3 separate regions of the Homo sapiens genome follow, and regions 2 and 3 are each linked to region 1. Evidence: chromatin loops called from intact Hi-C (ENCODE). Cell type or tissue: CD14-positive monocyte. All regions are shown on one strand. Region 1 overlaps DOCK10 (dedicator of cytokinesis 10). Region 2 overlaps DOCK10 (dedicator of cytokinesis 10). Region 3 overlaps DOCK10 (dedicator of cytokinesis 10).

The links. Hi-C counts contacts between places; a loop is a spot of excess contacts. Peaks named below come from ENCODE experiments on the same cell type or tissue, not always from the same donor. Only the 100,000 strongest peaks of a DNase experiment are listed, where the experiment ranks them.
Region 2: it touches region 1 in a loop (5-fold over the local background); 6 of 110 quality-filtered maps call a loop at or near these places.
Region 3: a loop joins it to region 1, with 2.2 times the contacts of the local background. A loop is called at or near these places in 6 of 110 quality-filtered maps.

The regions. Positions count from the first base shown.
Region 1 is chr2:224,945,291-224,953,290 of GRCh38, forward strand. All of the region lies in intron 1 of DOCK10 (dedicator of cytokinesis 10), which reads right to left. Among named protein-coding and RNA genes, the nearest start is that of MIR4439, 61 kb to the right of the region's middle. In CD14-positive monocyte, no CTCF peak of the experiment used is centred here; DNase peaks (open chromatin) are centred at 1,781, 3,771, 6,641, 7,851 and 1 weaker place; H3K4me3 peaks cover 5,403 bases; H3K27ac peaks cover 7,770 bases.
Region 2 is chr2:224,879,231-224,887,230 of GRCh38, forward strand. DOCK10 (dedicator of cytokinesis 10) reads right to left here. Exons shown (of 56, transcript NM_014689.3): 5 at 7,229-7,301; 6 at 6,833-6,955; 7 at 6,441-6,575. Among named protein-coding and RNA genes, the nearest start is that of MIR4439, 130 kb to the right of the region's middle. RefSeq lists an enhancer at 6,943-6,992. In CD14-positive monocyte, no CTCF peak of the experiment used is centred here; DNase peaks (open chromatin) are centred at 3,511, 5,211 and 7,101; H3K4me3 peaks cover 922 bases; H3K27ac peaks cover 5,486 bases.
Region 3 is chr2:224,889,645-224,897,644 of GRCh38, forward strand. It overlaps DOCK10 (dedicator of cytokinesis 10), which reads right to left. Exons shown (of 56, transcript NM_014689.3): 4 at 6,651-6,733. Among named protein-coding and RNA genes, the nearest start is that of MIR4439, 120 kb to the right of the region's middle. RefSeq lists an enhancer at 2,966-3,592. In CD14-positive monocyte, no CTCF peak of the experiment used is centred here; DNase peaks (open chromatin) are centred at 967, 3,197 and 4,907; H3K4me3 peaks cover 1,350 bases; H3K27ac peaks cover 4,012 bases.

The DNA.
Region 1 (8,000 bases):
TGGAGTCAGTAGGGAAGATATATCTGACCAGTGGGGAGGAAGTGGTTAGGTCCAGGCTCTTATTTCTGACCAATGGGGAGAAAGAGGTCAGGTCCAGGACTCTGCATATTCCAGTTATGAAATACCCAGTGGAAAGATTAGAGCTACATTTAATGTGAACAAGGGTAGGGGCTCAACTGCATGTATTCACCAATGGCAGACACACACTCCTGAGATAGAAACTGAACAAACAACAACACAGTACCAACCCTCTGAGCAGACCTCTAATAAACTCTATTCATATCAAGTTACCGTCAACTAATTGTTAGTATAAAGAGGGCCTCTATTCATTGAGAGGCAACGTACTTATTCATATTTATAAAGAGCCTATATATATGCATGTGTGTGCATATATATATATATAATATTTTTGAAAAGCCATCTCTGTTTCTATATTAAAGATGTTTCTATGAACAAAAAGATCTTTCACCCCTAGAACTGTGGTTTTCATATGGGTGATCAGTGATCACCCTCCCGGAGACGTTTAGCAATGTTTGGAGATGTTCTTGGTCATCACAACTGGGGAGGGATTGCCACTGGCATTAAATGGATAGAAGCCAGGAATTTGCTAACCATCCTACACGGTACAGGATAGCCCCCCACAGAAAAGAATTCTCAGACCCCAAATGACAATAGCGCTGAGGTTGAGAAACCCTGCTCCGAAAAAGGCAAGCAAAGCCAGATCCACCATGTGAAATGAACATTCTTCTAAAATAAGCTACCCAGGAATATTGCCGCAACCATTTAACATACAAAGTGGGCCCTTCACTTTACATGAAAGTCACTGAAGTGCTCTAACAATCAGCTCTGATATTCAACTGTCAGTAGTTTATAGAACTGTAAAGTTCTATACATTCTACAGTTTATAGATCTGTAAAGTTCTGTAATAAGTACAGGTTTTCAAGCTCTCATTTTGTTTGCAAACAATAAGGCAGAAATATTTTTAACAGCAAAACAAAACCAAATCTTTTTAACCTTTAAAACCTTTAAAAGTATCACTTTTTAAAGTCCTCCTTGGCTCTATTAATCAAATGCTTATTTACTTTTTCTTTCATATTTTGGATTGCTCTTTCTAAGAATTTTAAAATAAATAATTAGTGGCATATGATAAAATAGAGCAATGACAATTTTTTAAAAATACAACCATATACATGTCATCAACTGAGTCCTTAGGCAATTAGAGGCTTTTCTTTAATAAAGAGAATAACTTCTTCAGAAATTTTAATTTGTACCATAATACTAAGATCACCTTAAATTCCAAATATTATAGTAATGTTTTAATGATTAAATTCTCTATTAATATATTTTACAAGAGTTACATGCGGTTTGAGAACAGCGTGACTTCAAAAATAATGATGGAAGTAAAAGAGAATATTTAGGACCCAAATGGAATCTTCTGTTCCATATAAGACTTCACCCAGCAGCCTCTGCTAGAATACCACTGTAGAGCTAATCATTTTTGAAAGAAAGGATTGAAGGAAAGATGGAAAGCAAAACATTGACATTTGGATACCTACAGAACTAAATCTGTGGATTTCTTCTTGGTTTACTCTCCTCACAGTTCGTCTCTTCTTCCAAAATTCACTGGGCTCCCGTTTAAAAACCTTCCCTCGAAAACTCATCGTATTGCTATAATTTGAGTCACAAAATATTTCAAAATATCAATGTCGTTAAACTCTTCTCTTCTGAAGCGTCACCAGGCTGAACAAATCTTTCTTCTTGGTAAAAAGGGAAATGCTCATGCTACATGAATGTAACTCAACAGAAAGGAAAGGAAAGCTGTCAAGTTACCACTTCCTGTGAGTAACTAACTACCAGCTGTTCAGATACTGCTTTTGTGCATATATCCTCCCTCTTCACCTGCAATAAAGCAACACAAAATGACTTTGGACGTTTAAGAGAATTGTTCACAGCTAAATAAACCATATGATGTAAAACCACCCGTGCAACCAAATCAAGATTGAATTGAACAGTTAATTGACAACAGGGCTCCACGGCTGTCAAAACAGCCACCCAAACTTTATAATTCTGGTTAGACTCCAAAAGTCAACTGTAATAATATGGCTGAGGTCTGAGAATTGTGTTTAAAGCAATTGCTCTTGTTAAGTGTAGACTAAATAAGTGATCTTCCGAGGGGAGTTCCCAAAGTGATTGTTTAGAGAACAAGAAGAAGATATTAGAATTTTTTGTATATTGGCTATCTAAATAAAGAAATTATGCTTGACTATTATTTAATAGAATGCACACAGACATGGACTCCTTGAATCTGTATGTCAAATAGTTACAAAGAGCTACAGAGTTAGTTCCCTCATCTTTAGATCTTCAAGCCCTTTCTCTGGGGCTATTTAATTTAAAAGTGCAGTTCTCCCCTCAAACCCACCCAGATGCTCTTTCCTGTTTTGATTTTCTCCATCACAGTCACTGACACGTAACACAACTGTACGGTTTATTTATTTGTTTTACTCAGGGTCTCTTCCTCTACCAGGCTGTATGTTCCATGAGCATGCAATTTCATTTCATTCACTGGGTCCTCAGTGATTAGAACACGCGGCACTCAAAAGGCTTTCAGTATATATTAGTTAAATATATGTTTAATAAAGAATAAATTAGGGATTTACATTTATTATGCTTAACAATGAACCTTGTCTCATATATATATTGTGCTTTGAAATATTAGCTATTGATAAAAGCCATATAATTGATAAACAGATATACAATATAGGAGTATGTTCAGTTTTTTTCTACTAGGTGAAGCAGAAATATTTGGAGGCCACAGGACTAGGCTGTTCTCTTTTCCCCAGTAATAATTAGATTTAGTTGATAGGCACACATGTACCCCAGGCCTGAGCCATTCACCTGTCTCTACTTTGTCATGCAGTGATTTGTGCCAGACAGGGAAAAAGGGATTCTGATTATTCCTGTCTTAGCATGCAGACTGAGAAGACCTTCTTTTGAAACCAATCAGAAAAATAGCATGATGCTATAAAATGACAGCTGGGGAGATAAATTATATCATTACTTTGTAATTGGCTTAGTTAGGCAAACTAAGGATTCCACTGAGCAGAAGTCCATTGATCCCTGGTCATTTGATATTTAGAAATTCCACCATATGTCTTTAGTGCTAAACAGATTTCACCCTCAAAGTAACGCTTTGACATCTGACAGATGAACAGGTATGTTATAGTACATGCAGAATCTTCAGATTTATTATTTTTTCCTTATATGGTGTGATGAGAGTCTGACTCTGGATCACCTGATTTCCTGGGGTTAGATTATGTGTATATGTTGATGGCTAAAAATAGTATTTTATAATCCTTTTTAGATCATGAGCTCATTTTAAAATCTGATAAAAGCTATGAACCCACTCATCAGAAAAATATAAGCACTCAGAAAATGTGCATGCATGGTCAAGAGTCACAAACTTCTGAAAACCATCTGTGGATCCATCCAACAATGGTGCCTTAAATTTCTGAATCACAGTTTTAGAAGATCAGCATACTGTCTTATAACAAAGCATTGAATAATCTTGAGAAACTGTTAAGCGACTTTCTGTCTGTCTAATATTTGCATCTATTTTGTCCTCTATTCCTCTTTAGGCACCACAGTTCTTTATCCTAGAGTTCCTCCCACTTTTCAACTTCTGCAATATGAGAATGACTCATTTCTCCATTTCCTCAGCTGCTAATCATAGCTTCCTGAAATATTGGCAAAAAGAGGCATCACCCGGCAGCATATGGGGATGTCAGATAGACAGAGTCTGTGTTGATGCAAAGGAGGGGAAAATCCAGAAGCATGGCATGGAGTGTTCCATGGGATGGCACCGCTGGGCCCTCTACAGGCTTTCTTCTCCTCGTTTCTAGACCAAGCCTGTTTCTCAACCATTCTATGAGACACTCCACACCATTCCAACACATTTCTTTTCTGCTTTAGTTTTAGAAACATATTGTTAATCAAAAGTCCTAGCTAGGACAATGGGCAAGAACCAGTAATAAGGAGCAATCAGAGATTTGTTGGCTTAGTTACAAGGAGATGCCTCCAAGTTCATTAGAAAAGAAATCCAAGACCAATAAATCATCAGAATTTATTAAGTACTGTATTCAAGACATCACTGAACTTTGTGAGAAAAATAAAACACCTTTCCTAGTTTTAAGAAGCTTGTATCCTACAGAGGAGTTCATTAGAGTTTGAAGGAGTCTGGGGAAGCTTTATAGAAAAGATATCTCTAAGGTAGGCTTTGAATAATAGGTGGGAATCAAAGAGATGAATGCAGAGGAAAGCATCCTGCTGGAAAGGAAATGTAGCAGAGGGGAGGCATCAAGGTAGAATGGTTAAAATTACAGAATCATCTGGGATTCAAATCCTGGATCCATCACTTCTTAACTGTGTGTCCTTTGGCCAATCACTCACCCTTTCCAGGCCTCAGTTTTCTCATCTGTAAAATAGGGATAGCATAGTCACTACCTTATAGGTTTGTGGTGAGGATAAATAAAATGACATCTTAAAAATATCAACACATTGCCTTGCCTGGTACATAGTATGCATAACTATTAGTTACAACAAAGGCAAAAAGGCAGGCCAAAGCAGAATATTTAAGAAAAAATTAGAAATCTGCCTGTCTACTGCCCAGGGTTAAATAGGAGAGGAGAGATAGAATCAATTGAAGGTAGAAGTCAGGAGCTAGTTCATGGAAGGCTTTGAATGCCAAGATAAGGAAAAGTTTCCACTGTATCCTGAAATCATGAGGAACCACTAAAGGATTTTTGAATTATAATTACAATAGTGCTTTAGAAAGATTCATTCGGTAGCTACATGCAGGCTGGATTGCAGATAATTTGACCCAGAGATGGTTTGCATTAATCTAGATATTAACATAGGGTGGTGGAATACAGAAAATTAGGCAACAGAAACATAACCATACATTTCAGGGAAATTATAAAGATCTAGCAATTAAATAAAAAATGAGAGCTGAAATTTACTGAGCAAGTACTATGTGCTGGATGCTGGTCTAAATTTTTTATGGAACCTATTTAAATCATCCAACAACCCTGTGAGGTAAGTATTGTTATCATTGTTATCACCACTCCAGTTTTACAGAGGAATATTTGGGTTCTGGAGAAATTAAGCAATTGGCCCAAAGTCAGTAGCAGAGCTGGGATGTAAGTCCAGGGGGTCCAGCTACTGAGCCCACCGTCTTAGCCAGAAGGGAAGTTCAAAGATGCCAGGTTTCTGACTGGCCATGAAGGAGATGGGTAATATGAGTGAGGGAAAAAGGGTGGTAAGAAGGGAGGGTTTCCCCCCTTTATTTAATGTGCAATGCTGATTTAGACATGTTGAATGTTGCATCCAGAAGATTGTCAAAAGGGAAAGTCCAGCTGTTATATGTGTGCCTAGAACTTAAGAAAAAGTTAGGACTGGAGACGTGGAGCAGAAAGTCATGAAAATAACTAAATTTAAAAGTCTAAAAGTAAACTGAATTTTTGGAGAACAGATTAACAGAATTAAGAACACAGTCTTGAAGTTCCTTTACATATGGTAGATGGAGGGCAATTCAGGAAATACTGAGAAGGCATAGAGATAAAAGGGGAAATTACGGAGCCATTACAGAGCCTCAATGTCCTGGACAGGTGAGGTTAAGGAAGGTGCTGCATGGCATCTGAACAGAGATGGATGTAGGGCCTGGCAATGTCTAAAAAGATTCAGTGTGAGAGATAGACAGGCTGAAAACTAAGGACCTTGCAGTTTTGGATCTAGACATACTTGTGCTTAAATCTTCAGCTGTCTATTAGATAACGTCCAGCAAGGTATTTGACTTATCTCTGCCTAACTTTTATATGTAAGAATAGAGCAATTAGTTTATAGCTTATAGGGTTGCTGTGAAACAATATATGTGAGTCCCTGGAGTTGTGAACAAAATATATATATGTGTATGTATAATGGCTAAGATTCCTATCTGTGTATATACATAAACTATTATTATTGAACATAATGGGTATTTGTCATTTCTTATGTAAGTATGTATTTATGTATATACATATATATGCATGCATATATGTACATACAAAACGCACAGTCTCACATATTCTTATATAAGAATTCAAAGTCTGGTCCCATGGTGTCCAGTCAGAAAGTAAGTTTGCCATTTTCAGTAGAGAAGAGGCTAGATGTTTGGAAATTAAGTAAGATGGGACACTTAACCATGATTTAGAGACATGGGAATTTGAATGCTAAAATGTCAGAAACCTAAGAAAAAGTTCTGGCAATCTGTATTAGTTTTCTATTGCCACTGTAACAAACTGCCACACATTTAGTGGCTTACATCAACCTCCATTTATGATCTGTTTTCATGGGTCAGAAATCTGCATTCAGTGCGGCTCAGCTGACTCTCTGCTTGGAGAACCACAAGACTTAAACCTAAGTGTCAACAGGGTGGTATCTCTTTCTGGAGGCTCCAGGGGAGAAGCTGTCTTCAGGCACATGCAAGGTTGTTGGCAAAATTTATTCCTTACAGTTGTAGGACTGAGGTGGCCATTTCTTTGCTGTCTGTCAGCCAGGGGTTATTCTTAGCTTTCAGAGGCCACCCACATCCCCTGACTCAAGGACCCTTTCTAAACCAGAAATAGCCAGCTGAATCACTCACACTTTGAATCTAACTTCTCCTTTTGCCTCATCTTCCTAACATATCTCTTCTTCTGTATCTCTCTGCTGTAGCCAGGGAAAAAAGCCTTGGCTTTCAGGGCCTCATGTGATCAGGCCAGGACAATCTGGAATCATTTCTCTACTTTAAGGCCACCTGATGATCAACCTTAATTTATGACTGCAAAGTCCCTTCACAGCTGTACGAAAATTCATGTTTGAATAATCAGGCAGTCTGGAGGGGACGTCTTTAAAATACAGTCTACTACGTCTTATTCTCGAATTTTGTATGCGTGTGTTTTAATTTTAACATCAAGGATGTACTGAGAAGAAGGTGTAGATGAGAAAGACACTTGGCCTTTGGTTGTGGTTTCCACTGACCACTGAGATCCAGGTTGCAATGGGACTAAGAAATGAGTGGGAGGAAATGGAAAATTGGCTTCTAGATCATTTACTGGAAAATACTGGCAGTGAAATACAGGTGAGAAGTCGAAATAAAGGTGAGAAGTCGAATGGCACAGGAGAGCTCAACAAAGTTGGAAGAAAGGAAGAAAAATAATGGTGGAGGAAAGGCAGCAAACAAAGTCAATATACTATGTGAAAGTCCTTTTTAAATGCTCAATTATGTTATTTTTTTTTTTTTTTTTTGAGACGGAGTCTTGCTCTGTCGCCCAGGCTGGAGTGCAGTGGCGGGATCTCGGCTCACTGCAAGCTCCGCCTCCCGGGTTCACGCCATTCTCCTGCCTCAGCCTCCCAAGTAGCTGGGACTACAGGCGCCCGCCACTACGCCCGGCTAATTTTTTGTATTTTTAGTAGAGACGGGGTTTCACCGTTTTAGCCGGGATGGTCTCGATCTCCTGACCTCGTGATCTGCCCGCCTCGGCCTCCCAAAGTGCTGGGATTACAGGCGTGAGCCACCGCGCCCGGCCTATGTTATGTTTTAACATGCTCAATTCTAACTATTTTCAGTTAGATAGGCTATCCAATCCGGAAATGGCATCATCACTGAATCTAAGCAACCGGGGGGCAGAAACCTGGCTTTCATTGACAATGCATTTGAATCCATTCCATTAAAATGGCCCCAAAAGTACCATTAGGAATTTAGAGTAACAGAAACATAGTGCTTAAGATTTAGACACATGTACATGATGACAGGATTCACAAGTCCTAAATTGAGCAATTGGTAAGGCACCTCCTATTCATTTCTTCCCACTTCAGTTATTACTTCCTTATTACATTTTATCTTTATTCCAAGTTTTTTAACCTGTTGAGCTTTTTGGCATTTGCCATTGATTACTTCTTCATTATCGCAGAATGCTTGGATAATT
Region 2 (8,000 bases), 66 kb before region 1:
AGGCAAATTCCTAGACGCCCCACTCTCCCCAGGAGGACTGGGGTAGATGTCCTCCACGTGTCCTCACACACAGCTCTGGGATGTTCTGACGAAGAAGGGCTACAAAATCACCTGCGACCTTCACTGATGGACAGTCTAAGGGCAAAGACAAGATGGCTGCAGAGCAGGTATAAAAGGAAAGACAGGTGTTCTATCACAGCACAATTTCCTTCAAAAAAACAACAGGAATAGAAATAGACACTCAGGGCTGGGCGTAGTGTCTCACTCCTGTAATCCCAGCGCTTTAGGAGGCCAAGGCGGGCAGCTCACTTGAGGCCAGGAGTTTAAGACCAGCCTGGACAACATGGTGAAACCCTGTCTCTACTAAAAATACAAAAATTAGCTGGGCATGGTGGTGCATGCCTGTATTCCCAGCTATTTGGGAGGCTGAGGCAGGAAAGTTACTTGAACCCAGGAGGTAGAGGTTGCAGTGAGCCGAAATTGCACCACTGCACTCCCAGCCTGGGTGACAGAGCGAGTCTCTGTCTCAAAATAAAAAAAAAAATTAAAAAAGAAAGAAATAGACACTCATAAAAGAACTGTAAATGTCCAGAGTTTGGTGCACAACTTTTGCAAGGACATTTTTAAGTATTTGATTATAGAAAAATGCAAGCAAATCTCAGTGTTATCTTGAAAACAAACAAATGAAAGAATTTGAGTGATGAATTTGATGCTGCAAATAATGTTAAAAGGGAGATAAAAAGCAACCTAAAATGCTTATATTGGGTCCAAATTAAAGGTGGATTGAGTTGCAACCTGCTTTCGAATGAAGATGCCGAACACTAACAAAATTTTGAAATGAAACATTACAAAATATAAACGAGTTGATTTGATTGTCTAAACTGCATTCAGTACTTCAAATGAATTAAATATGATTGCCGGCTTCAACAATATAATCACAAATATTCTTAAAAATTTGAGCAAAGTATTACAATCTTGTTTCTCAAAAAGGGACATTTATAATTAAAATAAATATTCGATTTGAAATGTCTCAAGAACTAAATTACCTTCTTCTATTTCAAGAGAAATAGAACCATTTGCAGCCCAGAGAAGCTTATGTTGGGAAAGATTAAGATGTCTGAGTGGTTTTCGATCTTGCTGTCTGTAATCTCAAAGATAATGTCATATAGAATAGCAAAAAGGGCAAAAATTGAAAATCAATGGGATATTTCAATAGGAAGTTTTAATAATTTTGAAGTATGATTGTTAAGTCATTAAAATGGTAATCAAGAAGTAATCATATTCTTGTTTTTGCTCCCCCAAATTTTCCTCTATTTCTCATATATCAGTGTCCTTTGCAGCCAGTGCAACTACTTTGTTCAGTCAACCTTACCATAGTATATTTACATGACTTCATAAATAGTAGGAACCTGTGAATATGTCTTATTGTCATGATATGTTTAGTGAGTTGTGGCAAACTGTTCTGCTTCCACAATGTTCATCTGAAAAAGTTCCAAACTGTAGATACTCCAAGAAAATCACTCAAGCCAATGGTGGACTGAATATCAAAGAGGGAAGCTACCCAAATCAAATATTTAATTATACCTATTATGTGGCTAGTATCTTGTATAGAATTTTGCAGGAACAAAAGAAGAGTCTTAAGGGAATCATACAACATCAAATCCAGGTTTCTGGTATCGATGGCTCCCTTCCATGAAATCCTCTCCACTCTCTGTAGGTTTATTTGTTCATTCATTCAGTGAAAATTAAATGGGTACCTCCTATGTTTCAGTCACACAGAACTGAAAAAATTCAAGTAAAGTGCTTTCCCTCATTGAACTTACCTTCTAGTGTAATGAAATGTCAGTAAGCAAATAAGCAGAAAGACAACATATGTAACATATATATACACATATATGTATATAATAGGTGTGTAATATGATATGGCATCATGCAGTGATAAATGTAATTTCATTCTTGCATATGTTATCAGGACTTATTGCTTGAAGTGTGTTACTTGTTTTCTTTGCATGTACCATATTTGTTTTGTTTTTTTTTCTGTGCATCCTTCCCACATCCTGGAAGCTTTTTGAAGACATGAGCCACACCTATTTTCAGAGTTTGCTCTTTTCACAATGGTTTGCACATTGCAAGTTTTCCAATATATACTAGTATTTGCTGAAATGAATCCCATATCTAAAATTCACTGCTTAAAGCTCCACATGAACATATCTTTGTAGTGTTTTTTCTGCCCACATAGCTTATGTAGGTAGAATAAATGTATGTATGTGGGTATGCCTACTTTACATATGATAATACATCATTTCTTTGGGCATCTGTCTGTAATTTTGGACATTCCTCTGCCTCAAGTTAAACTTTGCAATTCATTAGCTCTGTGACCTGTGAAAGACACTCTACCTCTCTGAATTTTATTTTAATAAATGGAACAATCATAGTTCATGTTCCATCAAGTGCTGTCAAATAATATATTAGATGAAGAAAACCACAAGTATAATTTTGGTTCTTATTGTTCTCGGAAGTGAGATTTTCAGAACTTGAGTTGCTAATGCGAGGCTTACGGGTCATATTTGGCTTCTAGATTTGTTTTCCTTGTAATGTTCTTTCCCCTGCTCCCAATATGACTTGCTTTCTGTAGGCAGGCATTCTCCACGTCTACATAGTCCAAGCTGCATCTGTTTCTCACACCTGGCCTCTCTTCATGCATGCAGGGGGCTGCTTGACCTACAGGAGGTATCTGCATTTCTAGCCTTTGGTTAGTCACATGAAGCCACTGTCTTGGAACCCATATCCACATGGTGGCAGACTCAAGGAAATGAGCCTTGTCCACCACACTGTCCACACCCATGTAAGCCTGTCTAAAGTGACATCAGCTTATTATCATTGCTGAGATAGGGACCTAAAACAGATGAGATTCTTGGGCTGTTCATTCTCTTCTACAGTGGCAGAACCTGGAATGAATGGATGGATAGATGAATGAATGTGAGAATGAATGAATGAATACATGAACTGAAGGAACAAGATAGGATAACACAGGCCTAAATATCTCTTAGTCCCAGAAGAAAAAACTTGAAGCAGCAAAAACCAAGTTCTTTTCCAGATTGGGAGCATAGGCCCATAAAAAATATCTAATACTCTTTGATGATATTATGAAAAAATAGAAAACCATGATTAGGCTTTGTTTTGTTTTGTGTTTTTTTTGGCCAAGATTCAGGAAATTGTCAGTCATAAACATTACCTAAAGTCTCTGAGAAAGCTGGGAAGGAGTTTCTCTCTACTTGAGCCACCCTTGTAATATACGTCTAAGAATTCCAAAGTATTCTAAGGAAAACGATGATATGGATTAAGTCTGAATGAATCAAACTGAAATGGCATATTCACTAAAGATTATAATGAACTTGAACTCCCTAAGAATGCTGGATGCTAAGTAGTACTTTCTGAGGCAGAGACGTTGTTCCTCTTTTTTGTTTGATTCAACGGAACCTGGCAATGATTCTTCATAAAACTGGTCTGATTCATCCTAGTTATTCATTTGCTCTGTGCTTTTGTGTGTACATGATTCATCTTCAGGCACATTTCATGCCTGAGAGCTTACTAGAACTATGGTTAAACTGGCACTATTTCACTCAAATTCTCTCCAGATGTAAAAACTTACACATCTGGAAGAACTATAAGCAAATATGTAAGAACTGGGACCCACACACAAAGTGACAAGTGACCCAGGTTTTGTCTCCCCAGAGTGATCCCAAGAAACTGGTCCCTGCCTCTACAAAGGATGTAGAGAATACTGGATAAAGCTTCTTGATGAAGAGGAATATAAATGCAGGGATAGAGGTGAACTCTTTAAAAGATACATATGCCAAATCTACCTTGGGGAATATTATAGACAGGCCCAGCTTTTTCTGTACAGACTTACAGCCTGAGCTGAAAGAGTTCATCATTGTTTCATGTTCCCAGAGCATTCCATGGTCTCTGCCATTCATACCTCCATCATCGCTCTCGAGATATCGTGTGATAGTGAGCAAGTAGCGATGCCCCTCTCTGATTCTGACTTCAATAAAGAATTGACTTCCCCACACCTGGGTGTAGTTTCTAGCATGTCATAGGCACTAAGTGGGTTTGTTGAATGAATCAGTAGGTTAATGAATAAATAAAGACATAGATAAATTAACACACTTAGGAAAAAATATCCGGAACGTAAATCAAGGTTTTCTAGGAAGACTTTCCCATAATGGAATGTCTATATCCTAGGTTGTGACCTTTGAAATTAATGGAAGAATTAGGGGAGAAAGGCTAAATACACTATCTCCCAGTTCTTTTCACATATTAGCACATTGTTCTAGTTTTACAGATGAGGAACCTGAGATCAAATTGGTCAAGTAACTTACTCAAAGTCTTTGGGTAGTAAATGGTAAAACTAGGATTTGAATGCGGACTTGCATGAATCCCAAGCTTGTGTTTTCCCTTCAATACTCCTTTTTTTCCATGACAATGTTTAAGCAGAGACTGAAACACAATCTAAGTAAGAGATGATGGAGAAGCAGTTCCTCCATAGGAAGGTCAGATTAGAGCAATAAGTTCTATGATTCTTTGAAGAAGAAAAATATTGCATATTAACCTGGGTTTCTGCAAACTTAATATATAACAAAAGACTACAATGGTACTTCTTAAAAAATGATGACTCATTTGCTAGAGAAAGCTTTCAAGTACAAATGGAAAGGATAATATTTAACATTTTCTGCTCAATGTCTATAAAATGCAGTTATTGATCTTTACTGCTAACGTTTTACTTCATGTTTCTAAGGCCAAAAGGTGTCCTTTGTGACCAACAGTAGAAAATAGCCTCCACCCTCCATTAAGGTCATTATTGCCCTTTCCATATGGAAAGCTGGCATCTGTGTTAAAATGCAATTATCTTTCACTTGCAGCAGAGTGCTCAGAAACAGTTAATTTTTTCCTTTTAAAGTTCAGCTTTATTACTTCCTGGAAGAATTCCAGATTTTAACAGATAAACCATCCAGAAATAGGCCGGGACTAAATGACTGGAGAGAACTCTACTTGCATCCACATATCCAAGGGCCTCCAGGAGTGGTCTGTGATGTAATTTCAGCTCGTAACAAGCTAGGTGAATGCTGAGGTTTGAGGGTAACAGAAAGTACTTCTCTACTGGCCTGTGACCAGAAATAGAGTCCTGGACCTCAGTGAGCCAGTGCCATTGTGAAATTTGAGGGAAGGTTGCTAAAACACTTTTGATTGCTCCCATGATTACATAAAAGGGAATAAGGTCAGTTATTTCATCAGAGTAGGAAGCAGCGATTCGAAAGCCAAATGTCCAAATGGGGTCTATGGAATTATTCTGCTTCCCTTTGCCACAGTGGCCCGTGCTGAATTTCATACTAAGGACAATAATTTGAAGACCAAGAGCTTATAGAGAACATTATTTGTTAAAAGCACTATGTCTGCTTCTGAAATTAGACTCTCTGGAATCAGTGGAATCCTTGTCTTTGAAGACAGCCACCTCTTAGAAGAAAGATGCTGCATATGTACACTGTCAACTTACTCTATCATTATTACTTAATTATAAAATAACATATTTGAAGTGCGTATGTTAATACCATGTCATTTGCATATTATTTTACTGAATTTCATTATCTCAGGGGTTCTCTACATGGCAGCAAACATGGGTGCTAATTATCTGCTTGTCTTTGAATATCTGAGACTTGCCCCTGCCGCAGGGCCTTTGAACTTGCTGCCTTTGCTTATTCTTTTTTTGTTGTTTGTTTGTTTTTTGAGACAGAGTCTCTCTCTGTCACCCAGTCTGGAGTGCAGTGGCACGATCTCGGCTCACTGCAACCTCCGCCTCCTGGGTTCAAGTGATTCTCCTGCCTTAGCCTCCCCAGTAGCTGGGATTACAGGCCTGTGCCACCGCATCTGGCTAATTTTTGTATTTTTAGTAGAGATGGGGTTTCACCATGTTGGCCTAGCTAGTCTCCAACTCCTGACCTCAAGTGATCCACCCGCCTTGGCCTCCCAAAGTGTTGGGATTACAGGTGTGAGCCCCTGCGCCTGGCCCTCTGCTCATTCTTTGGTCTGTAGATCAAATGATCTCTCTTCAAAAATGCTCTTCTCCCTTATTGAGTATTAATATTCCTTTTCAACCTCACCACTCTTCTGTCTCCCTTTTGTTTCTCTGTTTATTTTCTTTATTGAAAAATTTACCAGCTGATTCCATTCTGCTTATTCATGTCTTTGCTTAATTCCTGTTTTTCTTTCTCTCTGGAAAGTAAGATTTGTGAAAGTAGAGATCCAGGCTGCCTTGTTTTTCACAGAATTCTTAGAATCTAGAGCAGCTCTTGGCTCATATCAGATACTCCATGAATATTTGTTAAATATACTTTTCAAATAAAAAAAAATCCCAAGGAGGAAAAGGGATGTCTACTCACCTGCACCACTCCTGTACAGGAATCCAAAAAGATGCATCCTTTGGGTTCTTTGGATATTTTCTCATCTTTGTAAAAGTTCATAATGTAGGAGTTATCTGGTAACTGAGTCAGCTGGAAGTAGCGCTTTTTGAATGACTAAATAAAGGAAAAGATATAAGGAGATATTCAAATTGTAATGTGCTATTACTCATAGAAATTAGAATTATTCTAATTCCTTCAGGAGTGCTATATTTCTAGGACATTTTTCTAGAGAAGAGCATCCTACTTCCTCATAAATAAAATATTATATGAAACATAAACTCAATGCAAATGGCTCTCTTCTGTGCTGTGACCAGAGGAGGGAGTGTTAAGAAGGGTGACAGAGATAAAGATGAGTCTTGATATCTCCTTACCCGAACAGTAACGGTGTTGTTCACGGTGCTGTTAAAATTCCCCTTGTAGAGCCAGCCGGACTTGAAAACACCAGTTCCTCCCGCTCCTCCACCCCCCTTGGAAGACGAGTGGGAAGTGGTATCCTGTAGGAAAGGCATAGTAGCATGACAGCCATCTTTTGTGGATCCTAGATCCTAGACACTGCATTTAAAAAAGAGACTCCTCTTCCTCTCTTTGACTCATCTTAAATAAGCATGTTCAATTTCAAAACAAACGTGACTCATTTTGACTAAAAGCCCTACCACCAACAGCTACTACAGCTTACAACAAACCGGTCAGAACTCGAAACTTTCAGTGCAAGACAGAAACTAATTATCCTCATGTTTTAAACATCTCACTTTCAACTATTTACTTACTTCATCCTTATCAGCATCTTCATGGTCAATCTCAAAGGAATGTGAAGGAAGCTTCTCTGGTTTGTATTCTGCTCTGATATTAAAAAAAAAAAAAGATTCTGATTTGTCATTGGAGACAGCTTTCATTTTAAGTTGCTCCCCAGGTAACAATAACAACTATGGTGCTGGTGTTCTTACAAATTTCTGTAAAATAATGTAATCTTTTGAGTGTCTCATTTCCTTTGAAAGTATTAACTTTCCTCTGCCATGATATCTTATCTCCAGTATATAAATCTCTATTTTAAACCATGGAGTTACTAATTATATATATATATTTGAGACAGTCTCACTCTGTCGCTCAGGCTAAAGTGCAGTGGCATGATCTCGGCTCACTGCAACCTCCACCTCCCGGGTTGAAGCGATTCTCATGCTGCATGCAGCACCCCCAACACCCCCCCAAGTAGTACCTGGGATTACAGGCATGTACCACCATTTTTGTATTTTTTGTGGGGATGGGGTTTTGTGATGTTGGTCAGGCTGGTCTTGAACTCCTGGCCTCAAACTATCCTCCCACCTCAGTCTCCCAAAGTGCTGGAATTATAGGCATGAGCCACTGGCGTTTGGCCTTCTAATTACATAAACTTACACATATCTTTTTGAGTTAGATGTAGGCAAGCAGGACAATTTGAAAGGTTGGGGAGTTTCTATTTTCCTTCCCCCACATTTGTAGGTGGAATCACTACTTAATAAGTAGTGATATTTTCATTGTCATTTCTGTGTCATCTGTATGTGA
Region 3 (8,000 bases), 56 kb before region 1:
CTCTTTTGGTCAGGGTCAACTTTATGGGATGGCAGAGGAAGTAGCAGAAGACAGAGTTCTTTTAGGATCACTGGGAAATTCTTGCTACCCCACCAAAAATATTCCTTTTCTCCTTAATACCATCTAACATGCTCTGAACAAGAAGCAGTCTCTCTCACCTTTTAATTTGATTGGCAAAAATAAAGCCTGTAAATACAACCCTTCCCTCTCCCCCACTCCTGTGAGAGGTGACATGTTGCCTGAGATTCAGAGGAAGGTTCCAATGGTTGATTTCAGAGCAATTGCTCCAGGTACCCTGTCTGCAGAGAACAGAAGATGAGTGTTCCAGGATTCTTAAAATGGTGGCACAGCAGTAAAGAAAGAACGGAGGAAACATCCCAAGTGAATGAAAAAAGAGTGAATCGGGAAAACCAAGGAAGAGGCAACAAAGACAAACTTGAAAGTGGAATGTCAACATTTGGCCCCGTGCTAGTCATTTCCCATCAGTTTCATTTGACCTTGATGCAATGGTATTTGTTTCTGAACCTCCTATTCTGTCCTCTTTGGCCAGCATGGCTTATCCTTCCTTCCAAAAGAATAATTTTGTAGGTATTTGTTCTCAATAACTGTGGATCACAATACAGGCCAGGCGTCGCATTAATGTAAATTTCCGCAAGATACTTATAAACAAGGAGGAGAGAAAGCCTTTCAAACTAGTAACGATGTAAAAACAAAAATGTGATGAAACAAAGTAAGGTTCTCTTGAATTTCAATGTAAAAGGCTAAATGCTTGTGAAAGTTTTTTTCACAAATCTCCCAGTTGAGAAGTGGAACTAATGACTGAGATAGACTATAAATTTCACAAAAAAGCCCATAGATTTAGTGACTTATGACCAACTCAGCTCAGAATGCCGCAGAAGTGTCTGTCACTGGAGGATGTCTAAACAAACTACAGTAGATCCACACACAGGAATGTTACTCAGAAAGGAAAAGAAGCTACTGATACGTGCAACAACGTGGATATCACTCAGAAGCATTGTGCTGAGTAAGAAAAGCTAGAAACAGGAACACACATGGTATGATTCCATGGTTATGAAAATCAGAGCACTGATTGTCTCTTGGGGGAGAGAAAAGGAGAGGTGAGGGTTAACCAGGGAGGGGTGGTAGTTAACTCTTTGGGGGTGATAACATTGTTCTGTTATCTCAACAGAGGTTTGAGTTGCACACGTGTACTGTGGTCAAAAGTTATCAAATGGTTCACTTACAATTTGCATGTTTTCTTGTATGTACATTTTATATCAAAAGAGAAAAAATGAACTGCAGACATCTATAGCTGTATTTAAAGGCGTGCATTCCGAAGAGTCTAGAGAGGCAGTGTGTCAATGTTTTAAATTCCACTTTAAAATGACCAAAAAATAAACCAAATTGATAGATGTCTAGAAGGATGGATGATGGATGGATGGATGGATGGATGGATGGGTGGATGGATGGACAGGTTGTGTAATAAAACAAATACAGCAAAACATGAAAGACACATTCTAGGTGATGGGAATAGTGGGATTCATTGTACACCAATCTTTTAACTTTTTCCTAGGTTTAAAATTTGCAGAAAACTTTTAAAGTGATGTGTGAAAAATTTGAAAGTGTTGAAATTATACATAGAGTGACCAAAAGTGATGTCTTCTGAACTGATTCTTTTTTATAGTAAAGATAATAAAAAATTGTACAACAGATACATATAAACTATTCTCAAAGTAAAGGTTGAGTAAAAATTTCTCAGTGATTTTTCCCTGATATTTTTGAAGAATAGATGATTTAGAAAAGAGAGAAGAGAGCTTCAGACAAATGATTGGAAACGTTTTTAGGAATTTCCCAAATGTCATATTTAACGCTATATTACAACTTATGACATTTCCATACTCTTTCTTTAATAAAATAAAACTTTATTTAAACATCCACTTTAAGTATTAATGATTCAAAAATAACTCAGAAGATATGAGACAGAGAATACCAATGAAGTCAATAGCAAAACTCAGAAGATATGAGACAAAGAATACCAACGAAGTCAATAGCAAAACTCAGTCAACCCCAGTAGTCCCTAGCCACATCCATGCTGATCTTAATCTTCACTTTTAAAAATTATGCAGACCAGAGACTGTCAATTTAAGTCAGATCTGGGGCTAGGGTTGTAGTGAATGTAAGCGTGCCACTTCACTGGTGGTTTTTCTTAATTCTGAGTTTGCTTGATCAAATTCAAAGTGCATTATTGAGAACTGTCTTAATTCTTGGGGGCCATTCTCCTTTGCCATTCAACATTCCAGTTTCCAGATATTACCTGGCTCCCAGAAGAGCTGCAATAATGTCAACCACATATCAGAAAATAAGTTCCTGAACTGAGGAAGCTTGCATTCTAGGGGAGGAGAGAGTCAATCATGAATTAAGCAGAAATAAGATAATTTCTCTGAGTGAAAATGGTTGTTAAGAAAATCAAGGCTGGGTGTAGCAGCTCACGGCTGTAATCCCAGCACTTTGGGAGGCCGAGGCTGGTGGATCGCTTGAGGTCAGGAGTTAAAGACCAGCCTGGCCAACATAGTGAAACCCTGTCTCCACTAAAAACACAAAAAAATTAGCCAGGCATGGTGGCCTACACCTGTAATCCCACCTAATTGGGAGGCTAAGGCAGGAGGATCCTTTGAACCCGAGAGGTGGAGGTTGCGGTGAGCTGAGATTGTGTCACTGCACTCCAGCCTGGGGACGAAGTGAGACCCTGTCTCAAAAAAAAAAAAAAAAAAAAAAAAAGAAAGAAAGAAAAGAAAAGAAAAGAAAAAAATCGAAGAGGAGAAAGAGGAGAAGAGCGATGAGTGATCCTTGTGGAAATGGCAAAGGCCACGTGTAGAAAGACTCTTCAAGGATGGCCTCTCTCGAGAGGTAACATTTAAATTGAGGAGGAGAAGCAGCTGGTTGTGTGATGACCTAGGAGAAAATCCCCTGGCAGAGGGAGCTGCAAGAGTACAGGTTCTGAGGAGGGGCCAAGTGTGGAGCATCCAGGAAGGAAGGCTGTAGGGGCTGGAAACAGTGCAGGAGGGAGGGCTGCGGGAGGGAGGCCTGTCCAATGCCCTTGGGCAGGGAAGGCAGACAGTGCTTGGATCATTGCTGAGGCTTGAGGGCTACTGAAGATTCTTATTTCCCAATCCGGTTTTTAATAAGCCACAAGGCACAGCCTCCTGCCTTTAAAGAGCAATCTTCAAGCTCAGTCACATGTCTGTGGGGCTACTATGCAATGACTTCTCTCTTTTAAAGGTCATGAAAAGATCAGCACCTGTGGCTATTGACTTTAAAATTCTTCCCCCAGGACCATTGCGTGGTCTCTAAGAGCCTCGGGGATACCAAGATAAAGGGCTCATCCCAGACCTTACCCTTTGGTGTTTGCATCCGACATTGGTGATAACTATAGGCAGCCTCATTTCTCTTTTCTCTGACCAAATGACCTGGATTACCCAGTGTGGGATGCCTGAGTGCCCCATCAGTTATCAGCTGTAAGTTTTGGGGTAAATTCCCTCTCAGTTTCCGAGTTTCTGCTATAAAATGAGGATAACAGTTCCTATTCCATAGGGTTATGAGTATTAAATGAGATAATGCATGTATGACACCCAGCACATTCTGGCTCACTGTAGACACTCAAAAAAATGCTCTTTTATTAAAAAAAAAACAAAAACTGTTCTATTTCAGCCCAGCTAAGCTGGTCACACTTTATTTGATCTTTAGTCACAATTTATACTCTTATGAATTTTTCTTCCTTACATCTTCTTTCTATCAAATCGACCATGGTAAAAAATTTTAATATGTCACACATCTCTGTATTTTACCCAGTGGATTAATGAAATCAGTGGCATCATATATTTTTATGCTGCTTTTTTCTTCTGGGATCTCCAAGTTAGTGCTGATTTCTATTCCTAGTGTGTAAAGGCTTACATTTTCCATTCTAGCCTGAAGTCATCTATTTCTTCAGTATCTTCCTATGGACCCTCGCTTAAAAATAAAAAAAGTGAAAATCTTAAGAGTCAATAATACACATTTAAATTTAAAGAATAAATTTCACCTTTTTTTTTGCTTTTCTATAATTGCAAATTTTCATTTTGCAGTCTCAGCAACTCATAAAAAGAAATAAGCAATTTAAATTGGTAGCAGACATAGGAGAATTCTTCTAATCCAGGAGGTATGAAAATGATTTACTTCTATTAGCCTCGGAAGACCCAAGTAAATTGTCTGTTTCCATTACTGACCTAAATACATGTAGTCTTTAGAGGGGAATGCTTAGCTTTGTAAAATCATTTTAAAGAATAATTCTGCTGTTCAGTGCTCATCTTCATTGTTCTGGGGTATATCTGAAAGGGTTATATTTTTGAACTTCTGATTTTCAGTTTGAATACATAAAGTTTCTTACTTTGTGGCAGTCTGATTCTTCCCTTTCTTGGTATTAACTTCCACTTTCTTTAGTTAAAGTAAGGGAAATTCTCAACAATACTTCAGTTAATTTTTTTTATTTCTTCTCATGAGATTAATCTTGCAAACTATGAGAATTGCAATTAAGCAATAATGTCCGGGATTGGTTTTTTCTAGAGATGCTTTCTCCATTGTTTTAACAGAGGAAGAATACTGTGAATGTGAAATCTCTAATTTGCTTTCTTTCTTTACAGCATCATGAATATAAGGAAAGATGAACAGTGTTTGGGGATACAGCCACTGAAGAGTGTAATGGACCTAAAGATGGTGGGAACACATTTAGTTAAAAGGATGGCTAAATACGGCTGTCTCCATCCTCTCAACTTGAGATGCAGTCTCCCAACTTCCGAGTTGTAACCACTTCTCAGAACTATTTTCAGAAAGAGGAAGTCCTGATGTTAAAAGATGCTTTGCTTTTCAGTTGTGCCTACAAAAACTGTGTCATGAACACCCAGACATTCTGAATGTAACAATTACTCATGAAAGCTTAGGGTGTGGTAAACCTTCCCAACATGAAGTTGCAAGAGCTTGTCTATCAGCAGGGATTCAAGTCAAAAAGAATGCTCAAAGATCTGGTAAACGTTACTGTTCAGTGTTTTGAAAAAAGATTTGCAGTTTAGAAGGGACATACTTTTTTTCTCTTCACGGTAATGAAACCCCAAAATAAATGGCCTCCTCCTGTCTTTTTCTTCGATTGCCACCCCTGCAGTCCCATTCTCCATAGAGTAGCCCAAGAGTTCTTTCAAAGAGGTAAACCAGATCATGCCACACCCCTGGTTGAAATTTCCAAAGGCTTTTGTTGCAATGAAAGTAAAATCCAAGCTCCTTTCCAGGGCACACAGGGTCCCTTGCCTAAGGTCCTTGGTTTCATCTTATTACGCCCCTTTCATCCTTAAGCTCTAGCCTTCCTGACTCAAGTGACCATACTGGTTCCCACCACTTCAGGGTCTTTGCCTTGCTGCTTCTCCAGAATCCTTTCCCAAGATGCCTGTGTTGGCAGCTACTGCCGATTCATATCCAAGATCAAATGTCACCTTCTTAAATCTAGTTCATAATCCCTCTTTCAAATTCCGCATTCGGAAATTGAGAGCAATGCTTCCAAGTATACAAGTCTTGAAAAGGTGCTTCTGGGGCCACAGGAAATATAGCAAAGTGGTTCCCAATTCTGTACCATGTGTCTATTAAAAATTAGATCCAATGTGTATCATATCAGTGCTTCACTTGAGGAGAGTGTTAATACAAACTTAACTTTTGATTGTTTCAAGTGTTTTTCTGAATTATTTACATAATCTTAGCTTGATGAACCAGTGAGTTGGGTAGAACCAGTTCAAGGAAGTTCTTTAAATATGAGCAACTCCAAACCCATCCAGGAATATTATATTTTAAAATTTGCCATTTACTCTGTTTGTTCGTCCAATAAGTAATTATAGTACTGCACACCTACTATGTGCCAGGCATTCTTCTTACAGGCCTGCAGGGGATTCTGCAGGGAAAAGTCCCTGCCCTTTGGGGATTTTTACTTTAGAAGGGGAAACAGACACTGAATTAATTTCTATTTTTGTTCAGGTAGTCAGGTGAGCTTTTCTGTGGAGGTGACTTTTGAGCAGAAGCAGAACAAAATTACTTTCTCCAAAGGCTTATGTTCCTGAGAGTCAGGAAAAAATCAGGTGTTTATTTTCCTTTTGGTTGTGTGTGTGTGTGTGTGCGTGTGTGTGTATATATATATATATATATATGTCTTTTGTGGAAGTTGTTTATTTTCATGACTTCTGATATCCCAGCATGAAAATACATGAAACAAGTAACAAATATGAATGCTATACAGAATATTGTCAGAAAAACTATTTGGCCATATGGTACTTTTCTAATCTTCTTGTGCCTGCTATTGAAAAAACAGCTCACAGAATAATAATACAATGATAAATGAACGTCAAAACTACATTAAAAAATTAAATCAGAGTATATTTATATCTGAATCCAAACTCTGTGATGATGCAAACTACACATGTTGAACAAAATGTCCTATCTTGACTCTTACTTATACATTTTGGAAAATGTGCCTTGACAGAAGATTAATGTACGTGTATTCATGAACAATGGCAGGACTAGAACAGAGGATGTCATCTATATTTGGAAAAGACCAATAAGTGCTCATAACAGGTTCTTACCGGGGTAGCTGTCGAATGTCTCCAGAATATTGTTCATATTTGTAGTTTACCACATGCCACTGGGAACTATAAAATTTACAAGCCTGAAAGAAAGAAAAATGACAATTATTAATATAAAAATTATCATTAAAAGGCTGGGCGCGGTGGCGCTTGCCTGTAATCCCAGCACTTTGAGAGTCTGAGGCGGGTAGATCACCTGAGATCAGGAGTTCGAGGCCAACCTGACCAATATGGCAAAACCCCAAAACTCCATCTCTACTAAAAATACAAAAATTAGCCGGGCCTGGTGGCGGGTGCCTGTAATCCCACCTACTCGGGAGGCTGAGACATGAGAATAGGTTGAACCCAGGAGGTGGAGGTTGCAGTGAGCCGAGATCACGCCACTGCACTCCAGCTTGAGTGACAGAGTGAGACTTCGTCTCACAAAAAAAAGAAAAAAGAAATCATTAAAAATAATCAACTGCCTAAGCAAAAAGTACCATGAAGACAGGTCTTGTGCCTCTGGGGTGCTGTGAAAGCTAGCAACTTAAAGGTAGATAAGGAGCTTGCTCTTTCCAATCATTTTCAATTTCCCATGGAAATCTAACCATTTCCATTCCATTCTTCCATTAAATAGGGGGAACTATTTAACATATTTATTCTATTTTACTTTATCAAAAAACTAGTTTAATTGCCCCTGAATCCTACCAGATATGCTGCTAACCTCAAGAACCATCATTTTTCAGCTTCCTTTGGCAAGCCCTGACATGATCTAAGAGTTCTTAGTAGGAAAAGATGTTATTATTTATATAAGAGCCTTTTGTCATGATTTTAGCCCATTCCTTCTTGTCCTTACTTCAGTAACCAATCTTTTCCATTTTGTATCATTGCTCCTGTTAGCCTGAAACTAGCTTTTCAGTTTTATCTCATGCCTTCTAAGGCACAGTCTTTCTCTGTGATTATTCATAGTTCTATTTTGTTTTATTTTATTTTTAATTTTTGTGGGTACATTGCAGGTGTATATATTTACAGGGTACATGAGATGGTTTGATACAGGCATGTAATGTGTAATAACCACATCATGGAAAATGGGGTGTCCATCCCCTCAAGCATTTATCGTTTGTGTTATGAACCATCCAATTATACTCTTTTAGTTATTTTTAAATGTACAATTAAATTATTATTGACTATAGCCACCCAGTTGTGCTATCAAATAGTAGGCCTTATTCATTCATTCTAGCTATTTTTTGGTACCCATTAGCCATCCCCACCTCCCCTCCACCCCAGCCTCCGGTAACCACCCTTCTACTCCCTTTCTCTGTGGGTTGAATTGTTTTCATTTTTGGATCCCATAAGTAAGTAAGAACATGT